Linked DNA regions of Homo sapiens: region 2 is linked to region 1. Evidence: chromatin contacts called from ENCODE Hi-C or POLR2A ChIA-PET data. All regions are on one chromosome and are shown on one strand. Each heading gives the region's core, a stretch centred on a gene start or an enhancer-like site at or near the end of the contact. The rest is flanking DNA. Distances are from core to core; before and after follow the strand shown. Region 1 overlaps PDXDC1 (pyridoxal dependent decarboxylase domain containing 1). Region 2 holds the start of NTAN1 (N-terminal asparagine amidase).

Region 1 (7,131 bases), core at 3,452-5,951:
CTGTGGGCTTATTTGATGTAAGACCAGCAACTAAAGTCTAAAAAAGCCAAAAGAGGTTTATTAATCAAAGCCATTGCAATCTCATAATAGAACTAACCAGCTACCATTTGCTACCCACTTAGTGTGGGCTAGATGCCATACTAGTCACTAGGCTTGCATTATCCATGTGATCTTCCAACAACTCTGTGAGCTAAGTATTCTAGGTAACTTCACTCAGAGACCTCGGTTTGTCCAAGGGTTCACAGCTCAGGAGTGGCAAAGCCAGGAAAAGCCAGTGGAAAACCCAGATGGGTCACATCCCAGAACCTAGGAGACTCCCCACTTCGAAGGTAGCTCTGAGCATCCTCAAACACCTGGCCATTATTAGCTGAGCAAGACAGCAGTGTTTTAGCAGAAATCACTTAAACCTTATTTTGCACGCTGACCTATATTATCAAGAACCACATTATTATTATTATTTTTTGTGACAGGTTTCGTTTTCATTCTGTCGCCCAGGCTGCAGTGCAGTGGTGTGATCATAGCTCACTGCAGCCTTGATCTCCAGGGCTCAATCAGCCCTCCCACATTAGCCTCATGAGTAGCTGGGACTACAGGCTCACACCACCATGCCCAGCTAATTCTTTGTTGTTGTTTTTTCTTATAGAGATGAGGTTTCACCATGTTGCCCAGGCTGGTCTCAAACTCCTAGGCTCAAGCGATCTGCCTGCCTCAACCTTCCAAAGTGCTGGGATTACAGGCATGAGCCACCATGCCTGGCCCACAACTACGATTAAAAAAAAAAAAAAATGTGGCCAGGTGTGATGGCTCATGCCTGTAATCCCAGCACTTTGGGAGGCCGAGGCAGGCAGATCACCTGAGATCGCGAGTTCAACATGACCAACTTGGTGAAACACTGCCTCTACTAAAAATACAAAATAAGCCGGGCGTGGTGGCGCATGCCTGTAATCCCAGCTACTTGGGAGGCTGAGGCAAGAGAATCACTTGAACCCAGGAGGTGGAGGTTGCAGTGAGCCAAGATCATCTCACCATTGCACTCCAGCCTGGGTGACAGAGCGAGACTCCATATCAAAAAAAAAAAAAAAAAGTTAAAACCTATTGGGCAATGTGGATCAGGAGGCTTAAAACTCCCCCACTCAGTCATTCCACATCTGGGAACCTATTCTAAGGAAATAATTAGAAACACAGAAAGACGTTCACTGCTTCATTATTTCAGTAACAAAACTCTGAAAACATCCTATAAGTTCATAAATGGAGAATAATTAAATTGTGACAGAATATTATACAATCATAAAATGTCATTAAAAAAAGTCTCACAAGTTTCTCTTTAAAAAAATGAAATAGAAGTGAAATTATGGGTATTTTTCACTTTTTCCTGTATTTTTCTGGATTTTGCCCCCAAAGCCAATAATGTGTATTAGCCACACCCACTCCCTCCCCAGTGAGTGGAAACTTACCAAGGCAGGGTCATCGTGTTTATACAGTGTCACCGCAGGAACAGCTGGCAAACCCAGCCACGGGCCAGGAGTCATCGTCATGCTATCACATTTGGCTGCAGCCTACCAAAACAAGAACAACTCTTTGTTAGATTATCAGAATACACAAACCTAACACCCTCCTCCATTCATAAAAACTGTGAAGAGCCATGAGGGACTGAGTGACTTTAAATTCATTCTTAAAAACACCAATATTCAGTAAATCAACAACATACCAGCACTGATGAGGAGACATAACCCAGAGCCAATGTTGCCAGATTCACACTGGAAGAAAAAACACCAGTCCAAGAACTAATTATTTAATGTTGCTTACTCACCATGTACTTAAAAAAATAAAGGCTGTGCTGTTGCAAGTTGACACTTAAGTATATTTTTAATGTTATTAGCTTTCATTAACAGCAACAGAAGGTGTGCTTTATACATATGAAGGAAAATCCTGAAAATGCACTTTAATAAAAATGTGTCTCAGGAACTATCCCCGCTCATTTAATATAATGGGAGTATTCTTCTCTTTCATGGATCTTATTTTCCAGTTATCATTCTTTACTTAGGGATCAAAAAGAAACCTCCCTGTATGATGTGGTGGATATGGGCTACTCTGGCTGCCCACGTCCGTTCCCCCTGCTTCTCTTAATGGCCCTACAATAGCCTTCCAGGGCGCCATCTCCATTTCTTCCAGCAGAACATGAGCTTTGTGGGGAGGAGACACCACTATCTGCTCCAGAGGAGAGCAAAGAACCTCAACTATCAGAGGATTACTTCTCCCTGGCCACAGTGGCTGGTTCAATACGAGACTTCTGTTAGGACTTCCAGCTGACCACGAAGCTGGAAAGAAGGCTGGAGTTTCTGCAGCTACTTTGCACTGTAACAGGAAGATCTGTCCACAGATAGAGGAAACCAAGCCCAGTGCCTGTGACTGGGGGAGCAGAGGTGGGAGTAACACACTGGATCCTGGTTGATGTCGTGCCTGAGGCAGTCATAACACTGCTCTTTGTAGTTATGTGAGCCAGTAAGATCTCTTTGGGCTTAAGCCAATTTGGGTTATTTTGTGATCTGTGACCCAAAGAGCCCTTCGTGATAAATGTCACCAAAGTGAGAGCCTGGATGTCCAGTCCTCATAAGGACTCTGTGCAGGCCCGAATGGAGCCACCAGCCTCACCGCCGGCTTACCCCTCCACATGAAGCCATATGCCATACTGCTCACAGAGTTCTTTCAATCTCCCAATCTTGTCTGTGTGTCCTACTGCTGCCGTTCCTAGGATAAAACACATCAGGGCATTAAAAGGAACAAATGTTTTCTAAGGCTTTATACCTTAAACACTTTTATACACATTATCGCCCTAGGAGGGAAGTGACTTATTATATCCCTATTTTATTGAGATTTTCTTTGTGGAAGGACTTAAAATCAGTGTTTGTGAGTTGACTTATTACAAGCTTTGAAGAGTATGTAATCTCTATTACATGTATCTAATTGTGTCATTGAATTCTTTTATATACTTATTTTCTATCTACTTGATCTGCTGACTCATGAGAAATATATTCAAATCTCCCACCAAGATTGTGGTTTGTCAATATATACTTGTGTTACATCAGACTTTTCCTTTAGCTTTCCTTTATATATTTTAAAGTTATGTTCACAAGCATTCATAACTGTTTTTTTTTTTTTTTGAGACGGAGTCTCACACTGTCGCCCAGGCTAGAGTGCAGTGGCATGATCTCAACTCTGCAACCTCCACCTCCCAGGTTCAAGCAATTCTCCTTGCCTCAGCCTCCCAAGTAGGTGGGATTACAGGCGGTGGCCACCACGCCCGGCTAATTTTTTTGTATTTTTAGTAGAGACGGGGTTTCACTACGTTGGCCAGGCTGGTCTCGAACTCCTGACCTCGTGATCCACCTGCCTCGGCCTTCCAAAGTGCTGGGATTATAAGCATGAGCCACCGTGCCCAGCAGGTATAACTGTTATTTCTTTTAGGAGATTACATCTTTCATCAATATGAAGTCTATTTTATCCCACACTAATATGGCTATGGTACTTTCATTTTGTCAGCATTTGTCCAAGATAAACTTTTCCACCTTTTTATTTTATTGTCACTTCCTGGATTATTTTGATTTAGATATGCCCTTTATAAAAATCATATAGGTGGGCTGGGCACAGTGGCTCACATCTGTAATCCCAGCACTCTGGGAGGCCCAGGCGGGTGGATCACAAGGTCAGGAGATGGAGACCATCCTGGCTAACACGGTGAAATCCCGTCTCTACTAAAAATACAAAAACAAAATTAGCCGGGTGTAGTGGTGGGCGCCTATAGTCCCAGGTACTCGCGGGGCCGAGGCGGGAGAATGGCGTGAACCTGGGAGGCAGAGCTTGTAGTGAGCCGAGATCGTGCCACTGCACTCCAGCCTGGGCAACAAAGCAAGACTCCAGCTCAAAAAACAAACAAACAAAACATATAGATGAATTTGTTTTGTTTCCACCCAGGTTCCTTGTAATACAGAACATGCATTCTGAAGCCAGCTTAAGCATATTAAGCACTTTCAGCCGCTCCCTTGGTAATTGATTGCACTACAGATTTTGCTGGGGAGATCCCTTTTCAGAGAGAGCTTAGTTAAAACGTTGAGTCAGGCATTCCCCCAACCGTCCTAAATTTCCAGTTAGCAGTAAGCCAACTAAAAAGATTTCAAACACTCACCAACGGCCTCAACAAACACAGCTAAAGAAAGTAGTTCTTTTGTAAGGTCTATGCCAGGAAAAGGGCTGAAAACTTTTTCCCCTCATACCTAAATCTACCTCAAATTAAAAAAAAAAAATCTTAACAGACACATTTAGTTTAGCTGAAACAAGATCAAATGTCAATGCATGGGCTGTGCCACAGGCTCTTCCAGCAAAATAAAAGCGTACTGCTGTGTTAGTGCCTGGATCGCATGCAGATTCTCTTTTCGTATTTCTTGGCAATGTCTGGTGACTAACCCTTGACATGTGTCTGCTGACATCTGCAACATAATCACACTGGCAAGTCACTCAGTCACATGCAAACTGCAGCCCCTCCAGTTTATCATGTGATTGAATATGGGTGAATTTGTGTTTTTAAACAATAAGGCAGGAAGTGATGGTTTTCCTGTTGGCAATAAAGTGAATATTTATGTGGTTTTTCTATTTTGTCTTTTTTTTTTTTTTTTGAGACAGAGTCTCACCCTGTTGCCCAGGCCGGAGTGCAGCAGCGCAATCTCGGCTCACTGCAATCTCAGCCTCCTGGGTTCAAGCTATTCTCCTGCCTCGGCCTCCTAAGTAGCTGGGATTACAGGTGCCTGCCACCACAACCAGCTAATTTTTATATTTTTAGTAGAGACAGGGTTTCGCCATTTTGGCCAGGCTGGTCTTGAACTCCTGACCTCAGGTGATCTTCCCGCCTTGGCCTCTCAAAGTGCTGGAATTACATGCATGAGCCACCGCACCCGGCCTAAATAAGCAGTTTTATTGTAGTATGATTTTTTTTTTTTTTTTTTTTTTTGAGACAGAGACCCTTTCTGTCGCCCAGGCTACAGTGCGGTGGTGCGATCTTGGCTCACTGCAACCTCCACCTCCCAGGTTCAAGCGATTTTCCTGCCTCAGCCTCCCAAGTAGCTGGGACTACAGGTGCACACCACCACACCTGGCTAATTTTTGCATTTTTAGTAGAGATGGGGTTTTACCACATTGGTCAGGCTGGTCTTGAACTCCTGACCTTGTGATCTGCCTGCCTCAGCCTCCCAAAGTGCTGGGACTACAGGCATGAGCTCTCATGCTCGGCCTATTGTAGTATGATTTACATGCAACAAAACTCACTCATGTAAGTATACGGTCCAATGAGTTTTGACAAATATATAGAGCATGTAACCATCAACACAATCAAGATTCAGAATACTTCCATCAACCCCCAAATCCCATCAACCCCAATATAATTACCCTTTCCCTGACTCCTCACTGGCCCTGGAAAATCCTGATCTGCTTCTGTCACTGTAGTTTTTTGCCTTTTTTTTTTTTTTTCTTTTTTTTTTGAGATAGGGTCTCACTCTGTCGCCCAGGCTGAAGTGCAGTAGCACAATCTCGGCTCATTGCAAGCTCCGCCTCCCGGGTTCAAGCCATTCTCCTGCCTCAGCCTCTCAAGTAGCTGGGACTACAGGTGCCCACCACCACACCTGGCAAGTTTTATTTATTTACTTATTTATTTTTTACAGAAACAGAGTCTCACTCTGTCACCAAGGCTGGAGTGCAGTGGTGCGATCTCACCTCACTGCAACCTCTGCCTCCCGAGTTCATGCCATTCTCCTGCCTCGGCCTCCCAAGTAGCTAGGACTACAGGTGCCCACCACCACACCCAGCTATTTTTTTGTATTTTTAGTGGAAACGGGGTTTCACCATGTTAGCCAGGATGTCTTGATCTCCTGACCTCGTAATCTGCCCGCCTCGGCCTCCCAAAGTGCTGGGATTACAGGCTTGAGTCACTGTGCCTGGCCTGACATTATATTTTAAAGAATTTTTTTTTTTTTTTTTTAAGAAAGGATCTGGCTCTGTCACCCAGGCTGGGGTATGGTAGCACAATCTTGGCTCACTGCAACCTCTCTCTCCTGGGTTCAAGCCAACCTCCCACCAAAGCCTCTGGAGTAGCTGGGACTACAGGTACACACCACCACACCTGGCTAATGTTTAGTATTTTTTGTAGAGATTTCCTAGGGGTTTCGCCATGTTGCCCAGGCTGGTCTCGAACACCTGAGGGCAATTGATCTCGCAGTCTCAGCCTTCCCAAGTGTTGGGATTACAAGTGTGAGCCACCTGTAATTTCTCCATTCTAACAGACATGTAGTAATGTCTCATGGTGATCTTAATTTGCATTTCACTAATGACTAATGATGTTAAACATCTTTTCAAGTGCTATACATTTTCATTTTCTTTGATGAAGTATCTGCTCAAATCTGTTGTTCATTTAAAAAATTGTATTGTGGGCCGGGCACAGTGGCTCACACCTGTAATCCCAGCACTTTGGGAGGCCAAGGCAGGCAGATCACCTAAGGTCAGGAGTTCAAGACCAGCCTGGCCAACACGGTGAAACTCCATCTCCACTAAAAATACAAAAAACTAGCTAGGTGTGGTGGCACATGCCTGTAATCCCAGGTACTCGGGAGGCTAAGGCAGAAGAATCACTGGAACCCGGGAGGCAGAGGTTGCAGTGAGCCAAGATCGCACCACTGCACTCTAGTCTGGGCAACAGAATGAGACTCCATCTCCAAAAAAAAAAAAAATTGTATTGCTTGTGTCCTTATTGAGTTGTAACAGTTCTTTATATATTTTAGATACAAGTTCTTTGTCAAACAAATGTTTTGTAGCTTCTGGGGAAAAGAATGAAAAAGAAATTTTAAAAGAAGACAGGACTGGGACAGTGGCTGGCTGAGTGTGGCGGCTCACGCCTGTAATCCCATCACTTTGGGAGGCCAAGGCAGGTGGACCACCTGAGGTCAGGAGTTTGAGACCAGCCTGGCCAACATGGCGAAATCTCGTCTCTACTAAAAATACAAAAATTAGCCCGGCACGGTGGCGTGCGCCTGTAATCCCAGCTACTCGGGAGGCTGAGGCAGGCGAATCGCTTGAACCTGGGAGGCGGAG
Region 2 (6,174 bases), core at 894-3,393, 42 kb before region 1:
GCTTGATTGATCCTCCCGAGTAGCTGGGACTACAGGCCTGCCACCATGCCCAGCTAATTTTTGTATTTGTTGGAGAAGCAGGGATCCCTGTGTTGTCCAGGCTCGTCTCGAACTTCTGGGCTCAAGTGAGTCCTCCTTCGGCCTTTCAAAGTGCTGGGGTTACAGGCATGAGCCGCAGTGCTGGCCACACACCTGCTATTGCTTCCTCATTGCCTGTAGACCAAAATTTGTGGAGCTGGGTGGGAAGAGAGGTAGGGGAGTGGTTTCCTGCTTGTTATCTGGCTCATTTAGTCCTTTAACACAGTACTCAGCCTAGGAGATTGATAACCTGAGATTACTTGAAAAAAGATCACCCAAAAGTGAAAAACCAGTTAGGCAAACTGCACCAGCCCCAGGCAGAACCCACAGAACCTTGTTCTTCACCTTTGCACTTCCAAATGCCTCACTTTGATTGACTACTCTTTGCTCTGCAATTCCAATAATAGCTATCTTTAGTGTTTAGTATGTACCAGGTGAAACAAACATGCTATTCTACAAAACCAGTTCAGGGAAGTTAAGTAACTTGCTCCAGGCCAGCCTGCTGGTCATTGATCACCCTGGTTTCAAACCCTGTTTTTAGCTCCGAGCTTCCTAGTTGGGACTTACTTAATGTCACCTGCATTAGAATGAGTTGTTTACAGTACAGTCTAGGAGCATCTTATAGTGATGGAGAGCACTGCCTTTGGAATCATGCAAAGCTAGGTTCAGTCTTCGTTCTACTACTTATTTCTACCACTTTGAGCAAGTTACTGTATCTGTTATAACGGAGGTGTTGATAGTAGCTCCTACATTTGTGAGGACAAATGACAAATGAGGTGTTGATAGTAGCTCCTACATTTGTAAGGACAAATGAGAAATGTAGGTGTAATAATACAGAGAAATAATTTCCTGGTAGCTAGAAATAGAGTTATTTTGGGTGAGAAGTTGGGTAACCTGGCGATGGGAACACCATCTTCTACAGTCATTTCTTTAGTAAATTTCCTGGTATTTTTGTTGAACGGGGTGTGTAAGCTGAGGGGGAGATTTATGAAAGAAGACGATGAATACAGATGATAAAATTCTAATAAAGTTTCTGCTGTATCATGTGGCTCCTCTGTATCTTTTGTAAAATTACTTTTTGTTAATGTGCTGCAGAGTTGGATGAATTTGAGCAATATTTCCAAGTTTTAGAAGAGAGCTCCACGGTGAGACGCCTCTCACCTTGGGGACCTGTCCTCAGATTAGGGGCTCTGCAGTCAGTATCCGCAAATCCTTCCCCCACGGTTCCCAGCCCACCTGTGAGTGGCCTATTGCATTCCAATCACGACGTGTTAATCGATGATCTCTTTAGTACGTGGGGCTAGCACAGTTCAGGATCTATTTTCTCAGTTTAAGACCGTTTACATTTATTTTTATTATTTTCAGAAACAGAGTGTCCCTCTGCAGTGCCCAAACATAGCTCATTGCAGCCTCCCACTCCTGGGGTCAAGAGATCCTCCCGCCTCAGCCTACAGAGTGGCTGGGATCACAGGTGCATGCCACCGTGCCCAGTTAATTTTTAAATTTTTGGCAGAGACGAGGGTATGGGGGAGGGTGGGTCTCACTATGTTGCCCAGGCTGGTCTCGAACTCCTGGCCTCAAGCGATCCTCCTGCCTCGGCCCCCCAAAGTGCTGGGATTACAGGCGTGAGCCACCGTGCCCGCCTGATTAGGTTTATTATTACTCATTGAATGCAATCCTACGGAGCTGCACAGCAGGGTCCCAAACTCAAGCTTGTGGAAGGTCACACACCTGGGAAGCGTGGAGCAATGACCTAAAGCGCAGCAGTCGGAGCCAGAACCCGCCCCAGGAACTCGCCCGGAGGCTCTCTTGGCTGGTGCAGCTGCTCCCTGGCAGCTCTCCTTTCCCCGCTCCTTCACTCCCACGCTTTTGGGACTACACTTCCCAGCGCCCCTTGCGGAGGAGGCGGGCCGCGCGCTGCTTCCAGGGCCACTTCCTGGCTTTGGACTACATTTCCCGTGAGGCCTTGCGGCCATGTCCTGGATTTCTCCAGTCTCTTCGGCCGGCACCGCCTCCGCCTGGACTCCACTTCCCGGCAGCGCCCGCGGTGGGGCGGGGCAGGACGAGGCGGGACGCGCGGCCCGAGGGGCGGGGGCGGCGGGCGGCCCGGGGCTGCAAAGCGGGGGGCCGCCGCCTCCCTGGGCCTGCCTGGGCGGCCGCCTCCGCGATGCCGCTGCTCGTCGAGGGGCGGCGAGTGCGGCTGCCGCAGTCAGCCGGGGACCTCGTCCGAGCCCACCCGCCTTTGGAGGTGAGTGGGGCGCGGCGCGGGGCTTCGGGGCGGGCCCGAGGGGAAGCTGCAGGGCGGGCTAGCGCCCCCCTCACGCGACACAGACTTGAAACTTGGCGCTGTTGGCACATCCGGAGCCCCGGCCGTCGGCTCGCGTCTTCCCCTTGAGGGGTCGGGGAGTTTTTGCCTTCTTTAGACTTCAGCGGGCTGCCCCGGAGGCCACTCTCTGACAAGGGAGGGGACGGGGGCCCAGAGAGGTTAGGTGACTTGCCCAAGGTCGCACAGCACTGCGGCTCGGGGACACGCCGGGACCCCCATTCCCCGACGGGGCGGCTGCAGCCCCCATAGGGCTGGGTCCGTTTAGGCAAATCCGGCCGCCCGCCTTCGGGGACCCGCAGCCTGCGGTGAACGTTGCTTCGTCCTTGCGTCCCCGTGAAGCAGGAGGTTATTCCAGGGTGGGCTTCGGAGAGCGTTTGGCCTGGGGGATCTTGGCGGGGACCCCCAGTCCTTCCTCCTCTCTCTCCCCTACCCCCGGGGCGTAGGGCGCCGAGTTATTTTTAGCCGGGAGAGAGAGCCCTGCTTTCCGCAGCTGGGCCATAGGACCACGCCCTGATGCACGGGTTTTGTTTTTGTTTTTTCTGCTTTTGTGCTCAAATAGATCTCTGAACTCTTGTCCACGCTTATGCAGGGACTGTTGGCAAGGGGGTTCTCAGGTTTTAAAAAGAGCGGGGCGTGGCGGCGGGGGCAGACGTCCTATTTGCCATAGATCCTGTTAAAGGGGAATCAATCAGTTCCTTGATTTGAGAGTCAAATATCGAGCCCCTAATATCTGTTGGGCAACGTACTGATCACTGTCCCTGCCCTCGGAGTGTTTATAGTCTAGAAGGGAGAATGGTTTCTGATGAAGAAGGCTCAGATACTATAAACTGTTAAGTACCATAAAGAAAAAGCGTCCCCTTTCACTCTGAGATGGGAAGCACAGGAACCTGACCAAGTGTGTTGGGTTGGGGAAGGCATTTAGAGGTTTCATCTGTCACAGCTGTACAGTTTGTGATTATTTTGTTTGCTTGTTTGTTCTCTATTGGTCTGTCGCCAGAATGTAAGCCTCCTGAAGGCAGATAAGAGTAGTGTCCTCACTTTTGTATCCTCAGAGTGTAGGACGGTCCCTGGCATAGAATTGGCGCTCAGTAAAGATTTGCTGCATAAATGAGGTCACAAAATGACCCCTGAACGTGTTCTGAAGGGTGACAAGGACTTACTGACGGGGAGAAGGCAGACAGCTCTGTGTGATTCTCAGCTTGCATTTCAGGACCGACCATCGTCTGTTAGCCAACATGCACCGAGCTAGGCGTGGTGGCGTGTCACTTTATCCTTGCGTTGTGTTACTGTCCTGTTAGCTAGCGAAGTCAAGAGTAGGACTCACCAAGGAAAAATAATTTCAGCCGCCTGAAGAATTTAGGGGATGCTCTACTTTTATGTCTGTTTGAAAATGTCCGTGATAGAAAGTTAGATGGGTGTCCCGGGCTGCACACTTAAGTGTGGAGGGAGATTTGGTGACATACCGGGGCTGCTTCTCTCGAAGGAAGGTTTTGGCCTATTTAAGAAGACATGTCCTAGAAAGGCTGTGTACTGGGGACCAGTTTGTGTTACAGGAACTTTGGAAGGGGGCGATCACTTTGATTTGCGGCAGTGTAAGTGAAGAAGGATGCAGGCACGAGAGAGATTTGAAAAGGAGAAGAAGGGTGAGGGCATCGCAGCTGGGCAAGCCGCCTGGGGCGCGGCGGGCAGGAGGGGAAGGGCCCAGTGGGTGGGTGTCCTGGCCAGTTTCTCCGGAGCAGCCCGGGTGAGGAGGGGAAGCATGGAAAGTAACCTTACAGGGGTGGATTGTACCCAGATGACCAAATGACCAAGGGGCTTAGATGGACCTTTCACCTACTTAGCAACAGGGAGACATTAAAGGTTGGGTTTTTTGTTTGTTTGTTTGGTTGGTTGGTTTTTTTGAGACTTAGTTTTGTTCTGTGGCCCAGGCTGGATTGCTGTGGCACAATCTCGGCTCACTGCAACCTCTGTCTCCCAAGGTTCAAGCGATTCTCCTGCCTCAGCCTCCCAAGTAGCTGGGATTACAGGTGCATGCCACCACACCCAGCTAATTTTTTTATTTTTAGTAGAGACGGGTTTTCACCATGTTGGCCAGGCTGTTCTTGAACTCCTGACCTCAAGTGATCTGCCCGTCTCGGCCTCCCAAAGTGCTGGGATTACCGGTGTGAGCCACTCCACCTGGCCTGGATTATTTTTATATAATAAAACAGGGTGTCCTCTTTGTAGGAAAGCAAAATATAATAATACAGAAAAAAAAGTATGACTACAACCATTCTTTAGTTTGGTGAAAGTCCTAATGAAGGTTTTTCTTTGTATATAATTTACTTTTTTTAAAAAAATGATAGCTTACTATATGTTGTTTTATAATGTGTCTTTTTCATGTAACGATGTGTTCTGAGTATGGAGTACCAACAGTTAGAAGCCTGTGTGTAGCTATGACTAGCAAATAATAACAATAAGTCATACAGTGGAAGCTGCCAAGCACCACAGCAAGAGTTACTGCTATTCCCATTTTACAGATGAGGACTGTGGGGCACAGAGAGGCTGGGAAACTGGCCCCAGGCCCCACATCCTGGGAGTGGTGAAGCCAGGATTGGAACCCTGGCAGCCTGCCCTTGACTCTGGAGCTGCGCTATTCAGTACAGTAGCCACGAGCCATCTGGTTACTTAGGATTTAACTTAAAAATCAATTAAAATTAGATAAAATTGAAACTCAGTTCCTCAGTTGCAGTAGCCACATTTCAAGTGCCGAGCAGACAGCATGGCTACTAATGAGACAGTGTGAATATAGACGGTGGCCATCCCAGCATGAAGTTCCTTTGGCCAGAGCTGTTTAGAGCCCTCCCTTAGTCACTCTTAACCAGTCACTGGGTACTCGGTAACCAGTCCTGCAACATCTTGGGTAATACGGTTCCACAGAGTCTACAAGATGCTCGCAGCGTAGCTTAGTTCCTGCTTTTATTATTTATTTATTTATTTTTTTTTTGAGAGACAGAGCCTTGCTCTGTCACCCAGGCTGGAGTGCAATGGCACGATCTTGGCTCACTACAACCTCTGCCTCCCAGGTTCAAGTGATTCTCCTGCCACAGCCTCCTGAGTATCAGACATCTGCCACCATGCCCGGCTAATTTTTGTATTTTTAGTAGAGATGGGGCTTCAACATGTTGGCCAGGCTGGTCTGAAACTCCTGACCTCAAGCGATCATCTCGCCTCGGCCTCCAAAGTGCTGGGATTACAGGCGTGAGCCAGTGTGTTGGGCCTCATAATTTCTTATATAGCATTGTGCTTTACAGTTCACAGATCACCTTCATGCCCCTCTCCTGTTTATAAAGGAAGAATTGATAAACAGGACAGCAGGGGTGAGGGTCACATGATCATCCCCCAGGTCACAGCTAGGTGATTGGCTAAGACACAGGTCAACAAGCCACAGCTCATGGGCCGGACCCTGCTTATGTATAGCCTATAGGCCAAGAATGGTCTTTATATTTCTCAAAGGTTGAGAAAAATCAAAATAATATTTTGTAACATGGGAAATGGTATTGAAATTAAAACTTCGGTGTCACCTATAAATAAAGTTTTATTGGAACACAGCCACATCTGTATTGTCTATGGCTGCTTTCACTTCATAATAACAGCAGAGTTGAGCAATTGTGACAGAGACTGCGGCCTTGTAGAACCCCAAATATTTACTGTCTGGCCTTTTTCAGAAAATCTGCTGGTCACTGGGTTAAGAGAATACTGCCATTGAATAGGAACTGGGAAATAGGGAT

What was found. A loop is a pair of places that touch in the nucleus more often than their neighbours do. ChIA-PET counts read pairs that join two places held with the same protein, here RNA polymerase II (POLR2A). Pooled maps may share reads with other maps.
Region 2: a loop to region 1 is called in a map of CD8-positive, alpha-beta T cell, with 8 times the contacts of the local background. The contact joins the promoter of NTAN1 here to the enhancer-like site in region 1. A Hi-C loop is called at or near these places in 3 of 168 maps with a recorded cell type or tissue (CD4-positive, alpha-beta memory T cell, CD8-positive, alpha-beta T cell and naive thymus-derived CD4-positive, alpha-beta T cell), 1 of 37 single-sample maps with no recorded cell type and 12 of 50 pooled maps. POLR2A ChIA-PET finds 5 or more read pairs at or near these places in 2 of 52 experiments (A673 and AG04449).

The regions. Positions count from the first base shown.
Region 1 is chr16:15,011,746-15,018,876 of GRCh38, reverse strand. PDXDC1 (pyridoxal dependent decarboxylase domain containing 1) reads right to left here. Exons shown (of 23, transcript NM_015027.4): 9 at 2,664-2,748; 10 at 1,709-1,757; 11 at 1,455-1,556; 12 at 1-37. Among named protein-coding and RNA genes, the nearest start is that of MIR1972-1, 4.9 kb to the right of the region's middle. RefSeq lists enhancers at 1,970-2,469, 2,470-2,971 and a silencer at 5,762-5,867. Within about 2 kb of position 4,701, at least 15 of the 41 ENCODE cell types and tissues checked have a DNase peak (open chromatin) inside an H3K27ac peak, as active enhancers do; they include A673 and CD8-positive, alpha-beta T cell, where a contact is called at or near this core.
Region 2 is chr16:15,052,043-15,058,216 of GRCh38, reverse strand. NTAN1 (N-terminal asparagine amidase) reads left to right here and starts at 2,143. Exons shown (of 10, transcript NM_173474.4): 1 at 2,143-2,326. The coding sequence starts at 2,246. It also overlaps a transcript of PDXDC1 not described here. RefSeq lists a silencer at 2,588-2,772.